5 separate regions of the Mus musculus genome follow, and regions 1, 2, 3 and 5 are each linked to region 4. The links are chromatin loops, found by intact Hi-C in ENCODE. Cell type or tissue: left cerebral cortex. All regions are shown on one strand.

What was found. Peaks named below come from ENCODE experiments on the same cell type or tissue, not always from the same donor. Only the 100,000 strongest peaks of a DNase experiment are listed, where the experiment ranks them.
Region 1: a loop joins it to region 4, with 2.3 times the contacts of the local background. A loop is called at or near these places in 3 of 42 quality-filtered maps.
Region 2: it touches region 4 in a loop (3-fold over the local background); 18 of 42 quality-filtered maps call a loop at or near these places.
Region 3: a loop joins it to region 4, with 2.4 times the contacts of the local background. A loop is called at or near these places in 4 of 42 quality-filtered maps.
Region 5: a loop joins it to region 4, with 6 times the contacts of the local background. A loop is called at or near these places in 28 of 42 quality-filtered maps.

What each region holds. Positions count from the first base shown.
Region 1 is chr1:86,912,871-86,916,870 of GRCm38, reverse strand. The region is part of intron 9 of Dis3l2 (DIS3 like 3'-5' exoribonuclease 2); the gene reads right to left. Among named protein-coding and RNA genes, the nearest start is that of Gm41909, 13 kb to the left of the region's middle. In left cerebral cortex, a CTCF peak has its summit at 1,941 (motif pointing right); DNase peaks (open chromatin) are centred at 260, 1,403 and 2,759; H3K27ac peaks cover 1,566 bases.
Region 2 is chr1:87,185,530-87,189,529 of GRCm38, reverse strand. Prss56 (protease, serine 56) reads right to left here. Exons shown (of 13, transcript NM_027084.2): 6 at 3,861-4,000; 7 at 3,494-3,636; 8 at 3,097-3,259; 9 at 2,776-2,955; 10 at 2,482-2,646; 11 at 2,322-2,384; 12 at 1,928-2,034; 13 at 1,125-1,585. The coding sequence ends at 1,310. Among named protein-coding and RNA genes, the nearest start is that of Chrnd, 3.1 kb to the left of the region's middle. In left cerebral cortex, a CTCF peak has its summit at 2,297 (motif pointing right); DNase peaks (open chromatin) are centred at 2,309 and 2,899; H3K4me3 peaks cover 739 bases.
Region 3 is chr1:86,860,901-86,864,900 of GRCm38, reverse strand. The region is part of intron 8 of Dis3l2 (DIS3 like 3'-5' exoribonuclease 2); the gene reads right to left. Among named protein-coding and RNA genes, the nearest start is that of Gm41909, 65 kb to the left of the region's middle. In left cerebral cortex, a CTCF peak has its summit at 1,763 (motif pointing right); no DNase peak of the experiment used is centred here.
Region 4 is chr1:86,667,537-86,671,536 of GRCm38, reverse strand. Nppc (natriuretic peptide type C) reads left to right here and starts at 964. Exons shown (of 3, transcript NM_010933.5): 1 at 964-1,188; 2 at 1,583-1,893. The coding sequence starts at 1,099. The coding sequence ends at 1,873. In left cerebral cortex, CTCF peaks have their summits at 984 and 1,885; DNase peaks (open chromatin) are centred at 947, 1,448 and 1,849; H3K4me3 peaks cover 1,810 bases; H3K27ac peaks cover 1,150 bases.
Region 5 is chr1:87,040,122-87,044,121 of GRCm38, reverse strand. Dis3l2 (DIS3 like 3'-5' exoribonuclease 2) reads right to left here. Exons shown (of 21, transcript NM_153530.2): 15 at 1-105. Among named protein-coding and RNA genes, the nearest start is that of Gm28375, 25 kb to the left of the region's middle. In left cerebral cortex, CTCF peaks have their summits at 1,852 (motif pointing right) and 2,814; DNase peaks (open chromatin) are centred at 1,856 and 2,843.

The DNA.
Region 1 (4,000 bases), 250 kb before region 4:
TGTAAGAGTCTCCCTGACTTGACTGTAATTAGGACTGTGAGGCTGCTCGACTAAATGCCCATGGATAACTAAACAAAAACCGGGCTGCTTTGATCAAGAGCTTAATCTATTTATGCCTTATGCATCAGCGCCCTTCCTAAGGAGACAACGCCCAGATTAACTGTAAAGATCAATCAGACTACAGTTTGGTCAAAACTACATTAGAAATGATGTATATTCACTCTCCTACCCATTATCTGGTTTATATAACCTGGAAGCTCCTGAAGACACAGCTGAGTCAGCGGTCTCCAGTGTCTTTTGGGATGACTGGACTGGTTATCTTTGTTCTCCTACTGCAGCATTTGCATCTGATTCTGGGCAGTGGCTGGGCTGCGCTGTTAGGACTAGGCCACTGATAACAAAAAGGCGTCCACATTTGTACTGGCCTTCACTATCCCCAGACTTTGGTGAACCAGCTCTGTGCAAACATCTAGAGAGAATGAAAGGAATATGTAGAAATTCATTTTCTTCTTTTCTATACTTAGTTCTCTCTGTAAAGACTGCTTCCCCACTTAAATGGTTTTTAGTTCTTAGTGTCTGTTTACATATACTAGAAATAGTATTTGCTGAGTTAAATTTTCACTGAATTTTAACCAAAAGGCTGAGAAGTGATTTAATTAATTCTCTTGGGCTCTTCTCTTTTTAAAAACATCTTTATAACTTCATTTCTATTTATGTTATATTGAGTATAAACATATCATGGCATTGAGTGTGAAGGTCAGAGAACAGCTTGTGGGAGTCAGTTCTCTCCTTCCTCTATGAAGACTCCATGGGCTGAATTTAGGCTGGCAAGGTTAGCAGCATCTTAATCCAATGAACCATCTCACTAAGACATTTTTTTTTATTTTATTCTAGTGTGTGCCTCTGTGTGTGTGCTTGTGTGTGTGTGTGTGTGTGTGTGTGTGTGTGTGTGTGTGTGTGTGTGAGCTAACCTGTCTGGGTGCTCTTTTCATCAATTCCAACCTTTAGAACAAAGGTTAGAGGTGGCACAAATGACTTTTTATTTAAATGAGTACACTGTTTGCAGACACAACAGAAGGGGCATTGGCTCTCATTACAGATGGTTGTGAGCCACCATGTGGTTGCTGGGAATTGAACTCAGGACCTTTGGAAGAGCAGTCTGTGCTCTTAACCGCTGAGCCATCTTTCCAGCCCCAACTGAGCTTATACCTCATGCACCAGCAGATCTCTTAGAGTGAAACAATGTCTGGTAATGCCCTGGGGCTTCCAGCCACTACTTAGAAGGGCTGGCTCTCCTAGAGATTTTTTTTGAGGGTTTATAACCAAAGTGTGAAGGCAATATGAAGGCAGTGTGAGAACAATGTGAGGGCATTGTGAGGGAGGTGTGAAGGCAGTGTGAGTGCAGTGTGTTGGCAGTGTGAGGGAGGTGTGAAAGAGTGTGAGGGCAGTGTGAAGAAGTGTGAATGAGTGTGAAGGCAGTGTGAGGGCAGTGTGAAAGCAGTGTGAGGGAGGTGTGAAGGCAGTGTGAAGGAGTGTGAGGGCAGTGTGAGAGCAGTGTGAGGGCAGTGAGAAGGCATGTGAAGGAGTTATTCCCTGTGCAACTTAAATATGTCTTTTTGGTATGATATTTTATATTAATGATTTTTAGAAAGAAGGAAGAAACGATATTTGATCAAGTATATTGGATACATGTCTCCAAGCTAAGTACTATATATGTTATTATTAAAAGTCAACACAACACATGGGAAAGAATATATATTAAGCTAAGGCTCAGATAAACCCTCACGGGCCACATAGGAAGTGGTAAGTGAGAAATCAAGCCAATGTTACTTTTAGATTCCACATTCTTTTTTAAAAGATTTTTTCAATATTTGTTTTTATTATTTTTAATTATGTGTATGTCTGTATCTTTGTGAGCGTTTACACAGATGTGAGTGCAGGTTCCCCTAAACACCAGAAGATGGCATCAGATCCCTTGGAGCTGGAGTTACAGTAGTTGTAAGCTATCCAGTGTGGTCATAGGCACTGAACTCAGGTCTACTACAAGAGCAGTGCACATTCTTAACCACTGAGCTATCTCTCTATCTCCTAAACTCTCCATTCTTAATGTATTTGATCCCTACAACATCAAAATTAATTAAAGTTTCCAACTCCTGGCATGGAAATCAATAATTAGCATGACTGAGAAAGATAGGAGTGAGAAATTCTAGACCAGCCAGCACTACAAGAATGAACCCGTTTCAAAAAGTCAAAACCAACAATATGGAGTGAGCACAGCTATGGTGGGTATGTAGGCTGCTCGCTCTATAAGACCTCTCCTGAATCAGCACTGAACCCAAGCTGAGACAGTTTGAGCCTTGCCACAGAGTCTAGAACTGGGACAGAGAAAGAGAGATGGAAGAGTGGGGTTCTGAGGAGGAGAGAAACTAGTCTGCCTCTGGGAGGATAGGCCAGGACAACACAGTGATCTTCCCACCAGGAGGCAAAGGAGGTTCCTCTGGGTGAAGGGAACATGAAGAGGCCACAAGAAGTTTCTGGGTTCCTGCCTCATTGCATTCCTAAGCTCCCTGCCCTTTGGTTGAAAGGCACTACAGAAGCCTTAAAACAGATTCCCTTTTCTGCTTAAGTGAGCTCTAGTGGTTTCTGTTCATTGGGCCCAAGAAAGTTTTAATTAAAGCAGCAGCTGTGGAAAGTTTCCTAGAATGGCAAACTTGTCATAGCTTTCTCTCATGCTTTCTCATTAAGGAAGCCATGACAGGATGTTACAGTCACCACTTCCACACCACCCACTCCAGGGAGCAGCGTGAGCCTTCCAGGTGCTGGAGGCAGAGGGAGGGCATGGATGAACTGTAAGGTCAGGTTTCCATTTCAAAAACAAGTCAACTTTAAAACTACTGCTTTCGTCATTTGAATTCCATAAAGCACAATGCAAGAACACCAGTCTCTTCGCCAGCAGGAATTTGAAGTAAAAAAGATTTTAATTTCTATTTTCTCAGTGTGAGGGAGGGAAGATGAAGCATTTCTGGACAGACTGCTCTTTTTATTGTAGACATGGGCCATGAAGGTGGAGACATGAGGATCAGAGGCGAGAGATGCCAGGACTGCATACCTGAAGGTCTGAATTCAAGTTTCTGCTCTGTTCCTTGCAGCTGTGTGACCCTGCATTTGTCTGAGCCATAAATGTGTTCCACCATACTGGTTTACTGATTAGTATAATACATGTGAATAAAAGGTATAAGATAGACTTTCAGTAAGGGATGTGCTTCGGTGAGCAACACGTTACCAAGGCTACAGGAAACTTCAAACTTTTGCCTATGTCCATTTTTTTTTAACCCTGGTTTTTTTTTTTTTTTTTTTTTTGGCCAACTATTAACAGAGATGATCTACCAGGGAACTGATTTTCCCCCCGTTGGTTTGTGTGTCAAACACAAGAGCAGAAAAGATGGAGGGGGGGGTGTCAATGAGTGCCCACTATGCACCCAGTACTGCCTTAGGTTTGAGAAACATCTGAGAGTGTGTGAGTGATTTAATATTTTCAAAGTAACTATTTCAAAAGGAAACGATTAAATATGACTATAGAAAAGGATAATTGAACACACATTTAAAGTATTGTTATGCTTGTGGGAACACTCCTATCCTAGGAATTCTAATTACATCTGAAAGACCACAGGAGAACTGTTTAAACAATCACAGTTTGAAACACTTGATTCTCACATATATAAACTTTGGGATAGTTCCACTAAGACACCCCTTGGGCAACAGAAACACAGGCAACTTGCACTGAAGCATGAGGAGGGGAACTATGTAACAAGGTCAGTTGCTTCCACAGGTGACCGTTTTTCTGCACAGGCTAAAGGACTCTATGCACTCATTCACACAGTGTCACCATGCTAAACAGTTTTACTACTTTATAATTATAGTTCTTTAAAAAAAATTGGATTGCCCACCTTGATCACCCACCTGATTTACCACCTTTGGCTCTGAACTTACTTGGCTCTTT
Region 2 (4,000 bases), 520 kb before region 4:
GGAGCCGACTGCAGCATGCACTGGCAAGTCTGAGCCTATTCTTTGTTCTAAGCAGAAGTTTGGAGGTGGCCTCATAAAGGCTTGCTTGCTTCCAGGGAGAGGACAATACTGTCACCATTGTCTGCCAAGGTGCAGTGGTGGCTGAGCTCTTTGTACTTCATGCTGGACCTTGTCAGCTTCCTGATGGTGTCTTTGGAGCAGACATTGATCATTTTGCTCATATGTGAGGGTGCAGGGGCTCTCTTAGAGACCCAAGAGATGAACCTCAGGGCATCCTTCTTGCTGTCATTGGTCTCATAGGTTGCATCATTGAGGGCAGAGTGGCAGCCTGGTCTGGCAGGGTCTTGTCATAGGTTTGGGCCATGTCGCCTGCTGAATCTTTCTGCTCTGCTCCAGGATGGTGTCCGGGTCCTCACTCAGGCAGAGAAGCACAGCTTCTCTCTTTGCTCCCCTTGGCGCGGTTGACTTGCGTACTAAATCACTTGCACGTCACCGATCACCTTGAGGTAGCCATACCAGAAGCTACGGTTTTGAAAGGGAGAGGGGGACACGGAAAGCCACAGAAGGACTGAGGCTCTGGAGCTGCTGCTGCTGCTGAAATCCAGCTGATCTCCTCCACCTTATTTTTCAAGACAGGGCCTCTTCGCTGAACCTGGACCTCGCCTGGAGCAGCTAGAGTGGCCAGTGAACGCCCGAGGTCTGTCTGCTCCTCACTGCCATGCTCCTTAGCTAGGGCTGTGGTTTACAGGTGTACTCTGCCCCTGTGGCTTTTACCTGGGTTCTGAGGTCTTGAACTCAGATCCATATGCATCAAGAACTTTACCCACTGAGCTATCTCTTCCAGGCCCTGGTTTCGTATCTTTGTGTGTGTGTGTGTGTGGGGGGTAAGGGGTGCTCTTATTTTGTAGCTCAGGCTAGCCTAGAGCTTACTATGTAGCTCACATTCAAACTCAGTGCAATCCTGCTTCAGTCTCCAGAATGCTAGCACGGCGAGCACAAGCCACCACTTCTGGCTCCTTCCAGCTCCTTTGTGGTCTCTGTTAACTGCTCTTCGAGGTTGGCCCCTGCCCTACTCCCATCTAATGCCAGCCCCTTCCCATCCCAAGAAAGCTCCAGATTTTATGTAGAGTATAAATAACATTTATTAAAGCAGCCATGCGTGTCTGGTGACACATTGAAGAAGATGAGTGAGATCCAGGATCCCCACTCTATCCACACATCCAAGATCAACTGGAATAGAGAGACTTTGTATGTCTCACACAACCGCTTTAGCCCCCAGGACAGTGTGACCATCACAGGGTTGCCTGGTTCAGGGAACAGGAGGCTGGAGTTGGCCCTGGCGCTCCTTTCCCAGCCTCTGTCCTTGATCAGCACCTATCCAGGGTGCCTGGGGCTCTCCTTCTGTCAGGGAAGCTGAGCGGAAGGCCTTCAGGGCCTGCACTAGTAGCCGGGGGAGACTATGAGCCAGTGTGGAAGGTTCCAAGCCCACTAGGCCACTGAAGACCACACGCTGGTCCCCCAAACCGGCCCTCACCCAAGCTCTGAAGAGTCCTGTCAGTGTCTTGGAGCCCAGATCTGCCAGCACCTGCAGAGGGAGGAGGTTAGGACCCAAAAAACCACTCCTGAGGGTTTCTGACCTGAGGGTTGCTCTTGCCTCCTGGAGCTTTGGAAGCTACTTAGAGCCTTGCCCTGCCCCTTCATCTCCCAGAAATCCATCTAATTTCCAGATCAGGCGAATGCTCTAATGAGCCCTTCCACTCTTACCTCTCTACCTCCCATCTTCATAGCCACCTGTTATTCCAGCTCACCCTCACCCCCACTCCGCCCCGGAAAGGCTGGATCCCCCTGTCTCTTCCTTCTACTGAGCTCCAGTCAGGTCAGCTTTCACAGGCCACTGTGAAGGAGCCTGGGCAGCCTGGGGACCTACCTCATGAAAGTTCATGGCCAAGTGCTCAGCTGGGATCTGTAGGATCCAAGCATGCGCTCGCTGAATAGCCGCTAACTTCTGTTGCAGAGGCTCCAGCCCAGGGCAGCCTGCAAGAAGGGGAGATCCCCAGACTATGAGAGAACTGTGTGCTCTAGATGGGGAAACTGAGGCTGGCAGAGGTTTCGTGATCATGCAAGGCTGTGTGCCTCTGACACCATCAAGGACTTAGTGCCACATGTCTCCCTAAAAAGGAATCTGTTTTCCTGGAAGAGAGGGAGTGAGCGCCGGTTTTCTCTGTTGTCATTTGGAATTTTCTAGCAGACAATCCCAGCTTCTCTCTAGAAACAGCCTCTTGGCCGCTCCTCTCCAGCAGGCCGGTAGGGGGCGACATTACCCTTTGTTTCCGGGCGCCGCTCCGGCTTTGGTTTCTGGAGCCAGGTTCCCGCAATTCGCGATCCTGGAGGAGACCACAGGAAGTTAGTGGGCACGCCTCGGAGAGGTTACATGATTCCGAGACTCTGGGGCCTAGGCCTGGCTGGGGGCACTCAGGATACCTGAGTATAACCGCTGTTCTCGGGGATTGTGACCGGGAAGCTCCTGGAGCGACGGCGCGGAGCGAGCGGGCGCGGAGACTCCACGCCGCAATCCTGGCCGGGGGCCGAGCAGCTCCTGGGCGCCCCGCAGCAGACCAAGCAGGGTGTGCGCCAGTGACCGTAGCTCTGCGAGCGGTTTAGAGGTGTAAGGGGCCCACCGAATGGTGGGGCTCGCACCCCATCTCCCACCCCCACCCTCCAACCTCCCACCCCTACTCCTCCTCCCCCACCCTGGCAGGGGTAAACAGGACTGACCGCACCGTCGCCTGCGCTGCAGACACTGTTGGAGCGCTAGGCGCGCACAGGAGCTCTCGGACCCTAGGCACTGGCGCGCATAGAAGGCACAGAGGCCCGGGGCGTCCGTGAACGGCTCCTCTTCCCGAGCGTTCCAATTTAGAAGTTCTCTGCAGCTAGGCTCGCGAGTGGAGGGGCCCGCTGCAAGCAGATGCCAGATCACCCCTTGTATGTGGATCTACAAGTCACTCATCCGCAGCTCCTCCACAGAGACCCGAGTAGCGGGATGGAAACCGGCTTGCCCAGACCTATCCGAGGTACCATTAGCTAGGGGATGCTCACCGCTCATCTGCTCCTGCAGCCAGTCTTTGAACACGGTCACACGGGTGTAGACCCCAGGCTTCCCTGGTTCCCCACAGCCATCTCCCCAAGAAGTGACTCCAAAGAGGACCTCTCTGGGGCGCGGGCCGGGCTCGGAACAGGTTAAAGGGCCCCCGGAGTCACCCTAAGGGACCAGAGCCAACAGAGAGCAATGCATTCACAATCGATCGAATTATATCTGCCTAGTACCTGGTAGGGAAGGATTGGCTCTGGCTGCGTCTGTGATTACTACTTGTTTCCATTTTATTTAGGAAGATTTAGCGGTAGGTAGGAGCTTTCAGCTAGACCCAGAGAGAACAGGGTTATCTTGCCAAGGGGAGAGACGCACCCAGGGCCCCCTGTCAGTTTTAGCTCATACCTGGCATGAGTCGATGCCCCCTGCCAGGTAACCAGCGCAGAGCATGGTGCTGGGCCGCAGCCCAGGCCCCAGGACCTTTTGACAGGTGTCTGCACTGAGCAGCGGAACGCGGGCCTCCCTCACTGCCTCAGACTCAGGCCCGTCTACAGGAAAGAATGTAAGGGGTCTGGGTTTGGAAGGCAGAGGCTGCGCCTCGAGATCCCCTCTCACTTGCCCTCTTTAATTCCTCGTGGTTTATGCGATGGAGCATCATTCTAGTCTCTCCAAACCCCACCTCTTCAGCTTACTTCCACCACCCCTAGCCCCGCCCCCATTGGTTCTTCACTACCCCTTGCAGCTAGCTTATCCAGGCCCTAACTGGCAATACCTTCGAAGAGAGCCCCCCAGCCTGCAATGGCGCAGGGGGTGCCGGCAGGAGGCTCCCGAGAACCCTGGGGAAGGCAAATGGGGCGCGCAGGCCCCTCTGGGCTCACAGGCGTCCACAACTGTACCAAGGCCAGGTCATTG
Region 3 (4,000 bases), 190 kb before region 4:
GGGAAGCATCGGATTGGCTGCCCCAAGTGATAAGGAAATGACAAAATTATGAAGGAAAGGGACCAGTTACAGACAAAGGAGGCTATAACAGAGACAGTCCTTCAAATCAGCCTCTTTACATAAGAAAAGTATGTTTGGGTTTTGTATTTCTATCAGTAAGACACGCCCGATATTAGTGTCCTTGGTAGCTTGTCTTCTTTTCTCTATTAAATATTTTTTGAATGCCAACCTTAAAGTTAGTCTATGTACAAGCCACACATTCTTGTATTTTACTATCACCCTTAAATAAACATTCCCATACATAATGACCCATGTCCCATATTGTAAACTCCATGCAGATAAAATGGTATCACAGGCTTGAGAAGCCACAAGTGGAAAACAAACCCAGGCTGATCCTGGGGCCCAGAACACCAGTAACTATACGAAACCTGGCTGCCACTCAAGATGTGGCAAACACAACAATGTCTGTGGTCATATATTTATTGTTCATAGTGCTTTCTATAATCAGAAGTAGAAGGTAAGTTACCTTCTCTTCTGAATCAGTTCTGTGACACAGCAAAAGGCAGCACTAACGAATGGGGATCTTAGGGAAAATGTTTTAACAGTAAAAACATACACGAATGGGTAGGAAGTAAGATTACTGCTGATTTTGATTTGGGTTTTTTGGGGGGTGGTGGTGGTATTTATTTGTTTGTTGAGATAGAGGCTCATGCAGGCCTGGCTGACTTCAAACTCAATATGTAGTTGACCATGGCTTTGAATTTCTGATCCTCTTGCCTCTGTGCCTGGCACTAGAAATGAGCTGTAGTAATATCAAATGATTTTAGGGAAGGTCTTGAAGCAAAAGTGTGAATCAATATTGTCACAAAGTGAGCAGCTAGAGGCCAAAGGCAGGCCCAGTGTGTGGAAAGGCTGGCACCACCCAGAGCCCACACCAATGCGTTGTAAGCAGGAGCATTAGGAACTGCAGGAGAGGTGGTGACTTTGGCAGGATGTTTTTTTTATAGAGATTGTTTTTTCCATTATTGAGAAACTTAAGACTTGGGTTCATCAAAACCAATTTCTCAGAAGAAAAAAATTAAAATGGACAATAGAACTTTTTTTTGAGTTAACACTGTCTTGTAGAACCCAGAGAATTCTTACAGCTGAAAAATTCCAGGTGCTACATAATTGACCTTTTGATACTAAATGGCCTATTAAATTTGCAACGTGTGTATCATGGTGCTGAGGTCTACAAACTAGAGACCTGGAGTTGAGTCCCATGAGGGTTGACTTGGCTTCTGACCCTTTTTTTCTGTCTAAGGGGAAGCAGCGCCAGTGCCTGACTCTGGGCACCTTCTTCCTTGGCATCATGAGCCTGCAGAACTAGCCTCATCTACCTTAGAACACAGACACTGGGGGCTGGGGGCTCCATCATAGGCAGCAGCTCAGAATTATCAATCCAGGAGAACTCCCATACTCTCTTCAGCCAGATTAGGATGTTGTTTGGATAATGTCCCCATTATCCAAACAATATCTAATCCAGCAACTGTTTTTCTTCCTGGAGGTGAGGGTGCCTCCATGTATTAAAGCACTCAGAGGCTCCTGCTCCTGTACCCAGACTACAGGCTTGGTGATGAGGCTCTCTGGGAAAGCAACCATTTAGAGGCCTGTAGCAGCACCATTCTCCTGCAGTCCCTTGACTTCTGCAAGATGCAGGTTTGTTTTTTGTTTTGTTTTGTTTTGTTTTTTTGTTTTTCGTTTTTTCCAAAACTGATCCTTTCAGGCCACCAGGTGGAGCCCGACAGTCACACAAAAAAAGAGCCCCCTCCTCAGCTTGATTTGCTCTCCCCACCCCCCTTAACCAAGGTACAGTCACAACTCAGAAAAGGACTTGTAAAATCTCACTGTTTCATATAACTCAGCCTCTCCCTCAGAAGACTATTTAAATAAGAAATGTGCTCTTGGGAAAGTGAAATACCCACTTTGTAGAGAGATGGGGGAGGGAGGTTGCAAAAAGTTGTTTCTCTGTTTATTAATCTTATAAACAATTCCTCTGTAGCATGAATTTCTGCCTTTTGCTTTATCTAAGGGCCTGGTCACCACTGCATTTTTCTGCTAACATTAAATAATTCATATATAGTAATTTTAGCCACACCATCAGTTTTTATCTATTCCCTAAAGAAATTCAGTATCTTCCAAACCAAACAGAAGCCAGATGTGGTGACTCATGACATTGCTTCCAGTACTCAGAAGACAGAAGCAGGTGGATCTCTTTGAATTTGAGGACAGCTGATCTGCACAGCAAGTTCTAGGACACCAGTGCTATATGCTAAGACCCTGTCTCAAAAAAACAAAACAAAACAAAACAAAACCTAGTAGAAGTATTTGCTTCTATCAGGTGACTATAGAGGACTAGCTCTTTTAAAACCAAAACAACAACAACAACAAAAAACACTCCTGGTGAAAAGCTAGGAGATAAAGAGATTCAGGCAGACCCCACTCAACCTTCTCCACTGCATACCACGGCAATCAGAACCTCTCTTCTATGTTGCTTAGCCATTGGCTTCAGAGGACTTTGCTGCCCTCATTGAAATGAACAATGCTGCAATCCATTCTCTCCACCTCACTCCAATAGCTTTGAGTTAAGCCCAGACAGCCCCAAGTTCAACCATAAGGCTCTCATCTTTGCTGAACCTGAGCTGACCTATTCATTTCCCCTCCAAGTCCCCAAAACTTGCTAAATAATCTAAGTAATATGTCAGTTTGTTCTAGACCAATTCCTGTCCTATAGCCTCAGCCTTCAGGATTGCCCCAAAACACTATTTGTTCCTCACAGTAGCTACTGTGAAACCCTTTCATTTCCTTCAAGAGTTATCCTTATATTATTTGAAAAGAAACCACAACACATAGGAGGACGTGACCTTGCTATCTTTGTGCCCACGACATCATAGAAGGGATGAGGCTAAGACAGTGATCTTTAGAGCTTTGGTAGTAGGTTGTACAAAGGTCTAAGAAATACCATTATGAATGTCACTATGAGAGTTTCAAAAGGGAATGAAGATTTAAGAGAGCTGAGGAGTTCCTAAAACTGTAAATCTCATTACATAATTGCAAATCATTCCAGAGAGGAAGCCAATGCCGCTCTTTGGTTATTCTGGACAAGAGTCCACTACTAAATATTAAAAGTACTAAGTATGCTGTGATTTATGACAAAAAGCAGTGGTCCCGAAATGCCAGCAAGGGCTCACTAAGACTACTGTTTGGGTTCAGACAGAATTACAAGCCTAATAATTCACTAAAGGTAGTAGATATATTGTAAAGTCAAGTGAGACTCCATATGACAATTCCAACATCAAGACAGAATAAAACCCTAAAGACCACGGGTCTCCAAACTGTAAAGCTTCTGAGCGTCCCTTAAACTCGGGTGCCAGTGTCACAGGGGACGCCAAGGAGGCAATTACAGCACATGGGAGCCAAGACCAATGGCTTCCTTGTGATCTTCCCAAAGCTACTGATGTCATATGTTCTATAAATGTTCATATTCTTTTCAATCTTTTTGCTAAATGTTGGAACTTCCTAACACTGACAGCCTCCACCTGATCTGTACACATGCCATACACTGTTACCGTGCACTGACCTTGATGTCATGGAACTTTGGGTCTCCTTATTTTCCAATCCAAACCTCCCTCATTCCCTGTATTTCCTTGTCAACCTAGCTCCAGACATGAAAGTCACCTTCAGTCCAACCTCATCATCTGACCAGCTTTATCCTAAGGTATTTTTGGTTAAAATAAGCTTATAGCCAAGTAAAATATCAAATAAGTGATTGTAATCCAAACAGTATCTGAGCTACAGTAGTGAAATTATTAGAAGCTATGTGAAAACCCCAAAGGAGGCCTGAGAGTAAGCTAAGATTTTTTTGAATGGCCAACTAAGTTGAACTGAAAAGCTGACTATTTCACCAAGTGGTGAGAGTCTCTTCGAGTAAGTATAGTATGCAAAACCTTGGAGCCGTATG
Region 4 (4,000 bases):
AGCTCCCTAGAGTCCGATGGACCAAGATTCCAGGTCAAGGCGAGGAATTGTGTGCAGCAGAAATAAGTGGCCCGGTCCCTATAGCCAGAAGGCAACTACAACCCCAAACTCAATGGCGATGGCCTATTGAGGCTTGGAGCTGGTTAAAACCCAGTACTGCCCATAGTTTCTTAGGGTATTCAGGACACTAAAGTGGACATCTCCACCTTCAGGAAGGGCCAGTACATCACTGAAGGAAAGCTACCTGCCTCCTAACCTCCCAACACACACACACACACACACACACACACACACACACACACACACACACACAAACTCCTGGCTCACACTCGTGGGTTGATGACATCCTCTCACTCGTGGGTATCCGAGACTTACAAGTCTCCTTTGCAGCTACAACATTCAAGCTCTCCCTCCACTTCCCACTGGGATCTACTAACCCCATCCTCTGCCGCCCCCATGTTTGAGCGTGTAGACATGGTCAGCCCTTCCACCCTGGCTAGCGCGTGGCAGCATTTGTGAAGAGTTTGGAAACAGAGCGATCTGTGTAGATTTTGGGCCGCACCAACTTTCAACCTGTGTAACTTTGCATAAAGGACATTTCTTCTAAGCCTTTGCACCTGCAGAAGGAGTACAGACACGTATCAGGAGCAGCAGATACACAGCGCAGGGACGCCTAGAAGCCTGAGTACTAGGGCGAAGCGCATTCTACAAATGGAGTTCTTTTCTGCGCGCCGCTTTGTGGCTTTGAGCGCAGCGAGCCGAGCCGCCGGCTCCTTCGGAGGTGGGATGTGGGTTGGAGCAGAAGAGGGAGCCCCCGTGGCCCCCTCCCGGCCCCCTCCCGGCCCCCTCCGGGCCGTCGATTCGGCCGCGTGCGCTGTGCCATTGGCCCTGGAGGCCCGGTGGGCGGGAAGATGACATCAGCGGCAGGTTGGATTATAAAGGCTCCAGCGGAGCCACGGACTCAGAGCGCACCCAGCCGGCGCCGCACAGCAGTAGGACCTGTGCTCGCTTGGCAATCCTGCTCCGCATCCGCCTATCCGACTGCTCACCGGCAGTCCCGGCTGCAGACCGTCTGCACACCTCGGTCCCATCGGCACCATGCACCTCTCCCAGCTGATCGCCTGCGCCCTGCTGCTCGCGCTACTCTCGCTCCGGCCCTCTGAAGCCAAGCCCGGGACACCACCGAAGGTGGGTGCTGTCGCGGGGACGCTGGGCTTGTGAGGGGCGTGGAAAGATGTGGTGCGCAGGAGGGAGCAGAGAACCCGGAAAGGCAGACCCCCTCGGACTTGCTCCCTCAAAGCGGGGACTTCTCGGGTTCATTTCCCAGCCTCGGGAGAATGTCGACACATGCACACCTCCCGTGCCCCAATGTGCCCAGCATGACCTGCGGCACGGGAAGAGCAATGGGCTCCCCGGAGGAGCAGGCAAGAAGGCTGCGTGGCAGGTGGATGCTGGACTCAGCTGTCCCGCATCGGTGGAGGCACGCTCATGGCTGAGAAGGGCCACGCCACTCTGGGCCCCGTAAAAGTCATCTATGCTACATCGGTGCACTCTTTCACCTGTCCACTCTTTTCTCCGACAGGTCCCGAGAACCCCGCCAGGGGAGGAGCTGGCGGATTCCCAGGCAGCTGGTGGCAATCAGAAAAAGGGTGACAAGACTCCAGGCAGCGGGGGAGCCAATCTCAAGGGAGACCGATCGCGACTGCTCCGGGACCTGCGTGTGGACACCAAGTCCCGGGCTGCTTGGGCCCGCCTTCTGCACGAGCACCCCAACGCGCGCAAATACAAAGGCGGCAACAAGAAGGGCTTGTCCAAAGGCTGCTTTGGCCTCAAGCTGGACCGGATCGGCTCCATGAGCGGTCTGGGATGTTAGTGCAGCTACCCCTGGCGGCGGTAAGTAACACCATCGGACGCTCCCCGCTCGCCTAGCTCTGCACCCAAGAGAGCCAAGCTCTTATCACTGTCCTTCGCAGACTGTTTGGTTTCCTCCCTGATCCCTATGTTCTGTGACCTTCCCCCAACCAATTTAGGCATGGGATCAAGTGTACCCAGACATTTGCCTGCCACCTCACATATCCCATTTTACAGATTTAAAAAACAACAACAACAAAAAAGTGAACACGGGCCAGGTCAGAGACCAGGTTCAGCCTTAGAGTACTCCATCTGGCTTCCTCTAGAAAAATAGAGACAGGCTTATGCAGTCCCAGCCTCCAAACCCACCACTGACCACTGGCCAGCTAGCCAACTGGAAACTTGTTAGAGAGATCCTGGAAAGAGGGAGAGAAAGATGTACCACCAGCCCTGTGCCAGCAGCCAAGCAGTCAAGTGCTAGGATGCCTTTCTGGGGCTGTTGTCCCTCAGGTGAGGCAGGCATGCAGATATGCCTGCCCCCTCCTAGTAGAGAGAACCTCTGTGGCAGCAGCAGGGCACTCTTCTGCCTGGGGCATTCTGAATCTTAGCCCTGCTCTCAACTCAACTGTGGGCAAACTGGTCTATCCAGGGTCCTGATGCTGCTGCCCTGGGGCTTCCGAGATGAACCTTAGGCTGGTGACCCTGTTTCAAGAGAGAGGCAAAGGAACAAGCTAAAGCTTATTTCGTGACCTAACCTCAAACTCAGTGTGTCCACAGTGAGTTCTTTACCAGCCTTGTGGTGCTCTGAACTATTTCTGGCCTCCTTCCCCTCCATGGAGACGGGAAGCCTCCATCTTCCCAGCATCCTCATAAGCTGCTGGGTCCTTCCTGACTTCCTTCTGCTCTCTATCCCTGATGATGTGATGAGACACACTTTACTTAGATAAGTGCTTGACAGTCAGGCTTCTGCTGTTCCTTGGCTTTGCCTCTTGCTCTAGCCCACCCCAGTGGTGAGGAGGCTGCTCTCCCCAACCCAGGAAGATTGACCAGTGGCCATTCTTTTCCCAGTAAGGAGTAGGAACACCTCCCCCATCACATGACAGGAGCCTTTTTTTTTTTAAAGGCATGAGAGACCTTTGCAGAAGTGCAGTGCTCTGTGTACTTGTGTCCCCATATTAATTCATGAGTAACTTAAGTGACAGACCTTCAGGAGCCCACATCATACCCAGAAGGGATCTTGGAAATATTGGCCACTGACGAGAGAAACACATACCCCCAGTTCAGGAGCTCTGCCAAGTGCCCTGGCTCTAGATCTCGGATGGCCCTCTCCTCTCTGCACTGAGTCTTGAACAGGCTGCGTGCTTCACCCCAGTTCCACAGAGGTGTTAGGTCTCTGCTCTACTCAGGGAGAGCGGTGATTCTAGTACTTATGGGCGGGTCTTTTGCTATGTTCCATATGAATACCTAAGAGATGGAGTCTGAGGACTTGAATTTTCAGTTTGCGATGTATGTGCCAAGAAAGGACTTTAGAGTCTAAACCAACGTTACTTAACCTCCGGTTAAATGCCTGGAATGTGCTTCTCTGAAGGTGCTTTAGGCATCTGTGGGCACAGGGTAGTGAGAATGTTGAGGAAAAATCAAGACAATTAAGGCTTCTACACCCTACCCCTCCACTTTGACCAGTGGAGATCATCAGCCTCCTGGAAGTTCTCTTGGCATAAAGGCAAAGCCTCAGCCTCCTCTATGCCAGCCCCAGTGAGAGGATAGATCGTCCTTCCAACCTGAAGTCTCCCAGTGGAGCTGGCCAGCGGAGAGCACCCATTTGGTCTTATGGAAGAGTGCAAGGCTCATCCTTCATGCTGATGAAAACTCCCGAGGCTCTGCCCCTTTCTCCACGCAGAGGTTGACTTTGGCTCTAGGCATCGTCATAATGACTGCCGCTGATGGTTATAGGTTTTGATTATACAACTGGCAGAGACTCGGGTGTGGCCAAGACCTCAATGGACATTTTGCCTCTGGCCCTAGGAACACCACCTGTGAAACAGCCAGAGAATCGAGTTAGGGAGAATTGCCCAGACCATCAGAGCCAGGCCCCTCGTGAGTGCAGTCCTTTAGGAGGGCCCTGCATGTCTGCCAGTTTTTTGAACAT
Region 5 (4,000 bases), 370 kb before region 4:
GTCTGTGGTGGGGGATGCCGGCGCAGCAGGGCCTGCTCAGGGAAGGTGCGGAAGATCTTGTGGGCCACCGCCATGTTGGCCAGGAGCATGAACTCCTCTACAAGCCTGTGGAGGATAGACAGTAACTAGAGGGATCCTGGAGACAGGTGCTACTGCCCCTGTCCCAAGGCCTTGGCTCAGCTGATTCTCTAATACCTTAGTTCTCAGTGTAAGAACCTTTCTGTGACCTGATCAAACTAGTTCTTCTGCTCTTTCTCTTTCATCTCCATGCTCAGATTTCCTAGAGTCAACCTGTCAATAATGACTTTCTCTTTTGGTCTGAATGTGTATGTGGTCTCCTGTCTCATTTCTCACTAAATGGGGATGCTCTCAGGTCATGCCTGGTCCAGAGATGATACACAGTAATGATCTCTGGTAAGAAGACCTGCTGGGCTTCCTCTGGGGCTCACTTGTAAGAAGAGCTATCATTCTATTTTCCTTCACTTCAGTGTAATTAGAATTACTATAAGTAACTAAGTACATGGGGATAAAGCTCTAAATAGGAAGATGAAAATATGTCAAGGCCCTAGTGAGAAGAGGTGGGGACTGATGGAAGATGGAGGAAGTGTGTCAAGGGTAGGAAGCCAGGCACAGCAGGAGACAGAGTCAACCAGCCCTGAAGTTAGTTACCTGTATTTCAATCCTGGGCAGGCAGGTTCTCCCCTGACCCTTGGGGCTCCCTTGGTGAATAAGTGGATTGAACATGAAGTCTTTCAGGTGTGTACATCCTGATACTACTATAGTCAGCATGTCCTGTGTGGAAAAAGCTTGCTCCCTGGGAAGGCAAAAGCCATTAGAGACCTTGTTCAGCTTCGAGGAGACACCCCAAGCTGCATGTTGAGCCTTAGTCTTCTTCTCCCACTGAGGCAGCTCTGAGAGTCTGCCAGTGTCTGAGGAAACCTGGGATAAATCCCTCTACTGGAGGCTGAGTAGTGTTGCTTGGTCAGATCTGTCATCTAGACAAGTTCTTAGAAGGAAAATCAGACATATAGGAGAATGTTCCTTCTCCAGACTGGACCTGCTGTGAAGACGCTTGCCTCTGCTCTGTCTAGGTGCCTATTTGCAGAGCTTTCTCTACAAGGGGCTCATGAAGCCCACTAGGTGGGGTCTGGACACACCTGGCTCCTGTCATGGGGACCTGTGCACACCCGATCCTGTCATTGGGGCCTGGGCAAGCCTAGCTCCAGTCATGGGGGCCTCTGCACACTTGGCTTCTGTCATGGACTCACTAGACTCAGCTCAAGAAGAAAAGCCTTTGTGTTACCCACTAGTTTGTAGGCAGAGCTTTTTAGGCTGACACCCTTATCTCAGTCCCCAATCCCTTCTTGTGCTTATCAGTACTGACAATCACCATCACTGACCACCAAGCCTCTGAGACAGTTTGAATGCTGGTTCTACCACACTCTTGTTGTGGAACCCCTGGTGAATCTCCTGTTCTTCCTTCCCAAAGTAAGACAATGCTAATGTCTGATCACAGGGCTGGTGCAAAGGCAGAGGGAACATGTGTTCTGGGCCAGATACCAAGCAGGAATATCAACTGTCCAAGACACAGTGGTGCTTTCCTTTCTTCACATACACCACACAAATGACTAACACATCTGATAATCCTTCACCTTGTCACAACCTCCACAGTGCTGGGATGCTGTCTGTCCCTGCTCAGACTGTTAAATAAATGCTCTGACACTGCTATGGGAAGTCAGGACTGTTTCCAGACCTGTTCTCTTTGTGCAGTCTCAGAATCCTGTTGACCAGAGTACACAGTCTCTTGTAATCCCAAGGCTGAACTAGGACTGCAGTTTGTAAATGAAGCCGGCAGGTGGCAGTAGGGCCCCACAGCAGGACTGTGAGGATAAGGCTGTTAGGCAGGCAGGAGCAGGGTGGGCTAATGGCTCAGGACAGGGACCCTTCTCCATGCTCCAAGCTATAAGTCAGAGACTTTGATGGGATGATCCAGAGTCCTGGTCCACAGGAACTCTTCTGCTTTGTTCCACATGAGTTCATGGTGGGAGAAGAGAGATGGGGTGAAGGAGGGGCCACTATGGGAAACAGGCATGAGAAGACTCCAGGCAAGCAGCTTCTCCAGTGACCATGACCTGACAATTTATCCTCCATGGACATCTGCACAGCCCTGTAAGCTGCCCAAGACCTTGAGAAAAGAAGAGCATGTCTAACTCTGATCACAATCTGGCATGACTCTGGTTGCATAGGCTGGCCTTGTTCAGGCACCTTGGTGCCTGTGATTCCTATTTCCATTAGTAGCCCTTGTCCATCTGTCCATTCTGCACCCCCTGTCCATCTGCCCTTCGCTTCCTCTCTCCCTCTGAGTTAAGACATCAGCCTAGGAATTCTTCACAACAGTCTGTCAAGAGCAAAGCATTAACTTAAATCCTGTCACCAACCAAGAGGATGCACGGAACAAAGTTCCCACTTCTGGGTGCGGATAAGGCTCGTTAGTGTCCTAGGGTGGTTTGAGGAAATGATCTTAAAATCCTCTCATCCTGCAAGTGGAAGGGGAAGGAGCAAGCATGTGCACATCACAAAGGACCCAGCGATACTCTGGCCCAGGAGCTCCCAGACTCCCAGGAGGCCCAGGATCTAGAAGATCTAGAACTGACAGGCTGAGACATGGCCAAACCAGCAGCAGCCAGAGCTCCACTGAACTTAAGATTCCCTGTGGGGCCAATCACCCATGGAGGGGTGCACAGATCTCTCCTCTCACCTGGGGCTAGCCAAGGCCCCTCTTGCTGGCACCTGTCTACCCTTGTGCAGTTCTCACAGTGATCAGCAGGGGGCCACCAGACTCTTCTGTTCCAGTCCTGGGACGTGGCAAAAGCCACTTAGAACCCAAGAACTTTCTGGGAAGAATAGCTCGAGAGTTTACAAATTGTGGCCCAAAGTCCAGGGGTCCCTGGAGTGCCAGTTGCTGTTTCGTTAGCTAAAGCTGCCTTTTGGGCTGAGGGTTCTGTGCAAACCGGTTGGCTGTGGGGTCTCTGGCAAGCGAGCTTATCAATCTGAGCTTTCCTCTCTTGTGGGGAAAGGGGCAAACTTCACATAAAGTTTGCAGCCAAACTCAAATGATGCCTTGTGCTATCCCAGGGCAAATGAACCAGGCTGGAGCACATTAGGGTATGGAACTGGGAAAGTGGCTGAGGGTTGTCTGGGTTGCCATGGCCTAGACTCTCCTTCTGGTCTGGGCACCTGCCTTCAGTCTTAGGGCACCTCCTCCCCAGGCGACAGCATCGCATAGGCATGAGATCACTCAGCCCTGCTGGGGATGGGGAGCTAGCTGAATCCCAGCAACTGCCTGACAACTGCTCTAAATAGGGGCTCAAGAATGGCTGACAGCCAGGATCACCTTCCAGAACAGCAAGCCAAGCCCTCAGAGATGGGGCCTCAGTCCCAGGTCTGGCATCTGCTGAGCATCTGGAGGCCTGAGCCACTGGGGCCCCACAACTCTGGAGGTCTTGGGTAGGACTCTTCTGTGACAGGAGGCTGTCAGCCAGGACATCACGGTGAAAGCTCTGCAGCCCTCTCTCAAGCAGTCCCTACCTGCTGTCTGGGCCTGCAAGGCCTGGGGAAAGAGGGGGAAGGTTTGCTGTTTCTCATCCCAGGGACCAGCTGAGCCAGGGTTTCATGTCCTGGCAAGCCATAATCAACCTATATATAAGTGCACACCAGAGATGCACATTCCATGTCATAAGAAAGGAAGCTTCCGCCCAGAACGGTACTGATACCACTTAAAGGGAAAGGTTCAGATACAAATTTACACTGCTGTCAATTTATTACTATTATAGGCATTCTTTACCTTAGGAAGTGAGTATGCTCAACACAACTTATGCTGCTGGACACTGCACCTACCATCCGAGGACCCAGACTGGGCCATGTTTATTTACTTGTGTCCAAATGTGGTTATTATTTGCTATTTACCTAATTTTTTGAGATTGTGTCTTTCTCTATGTAG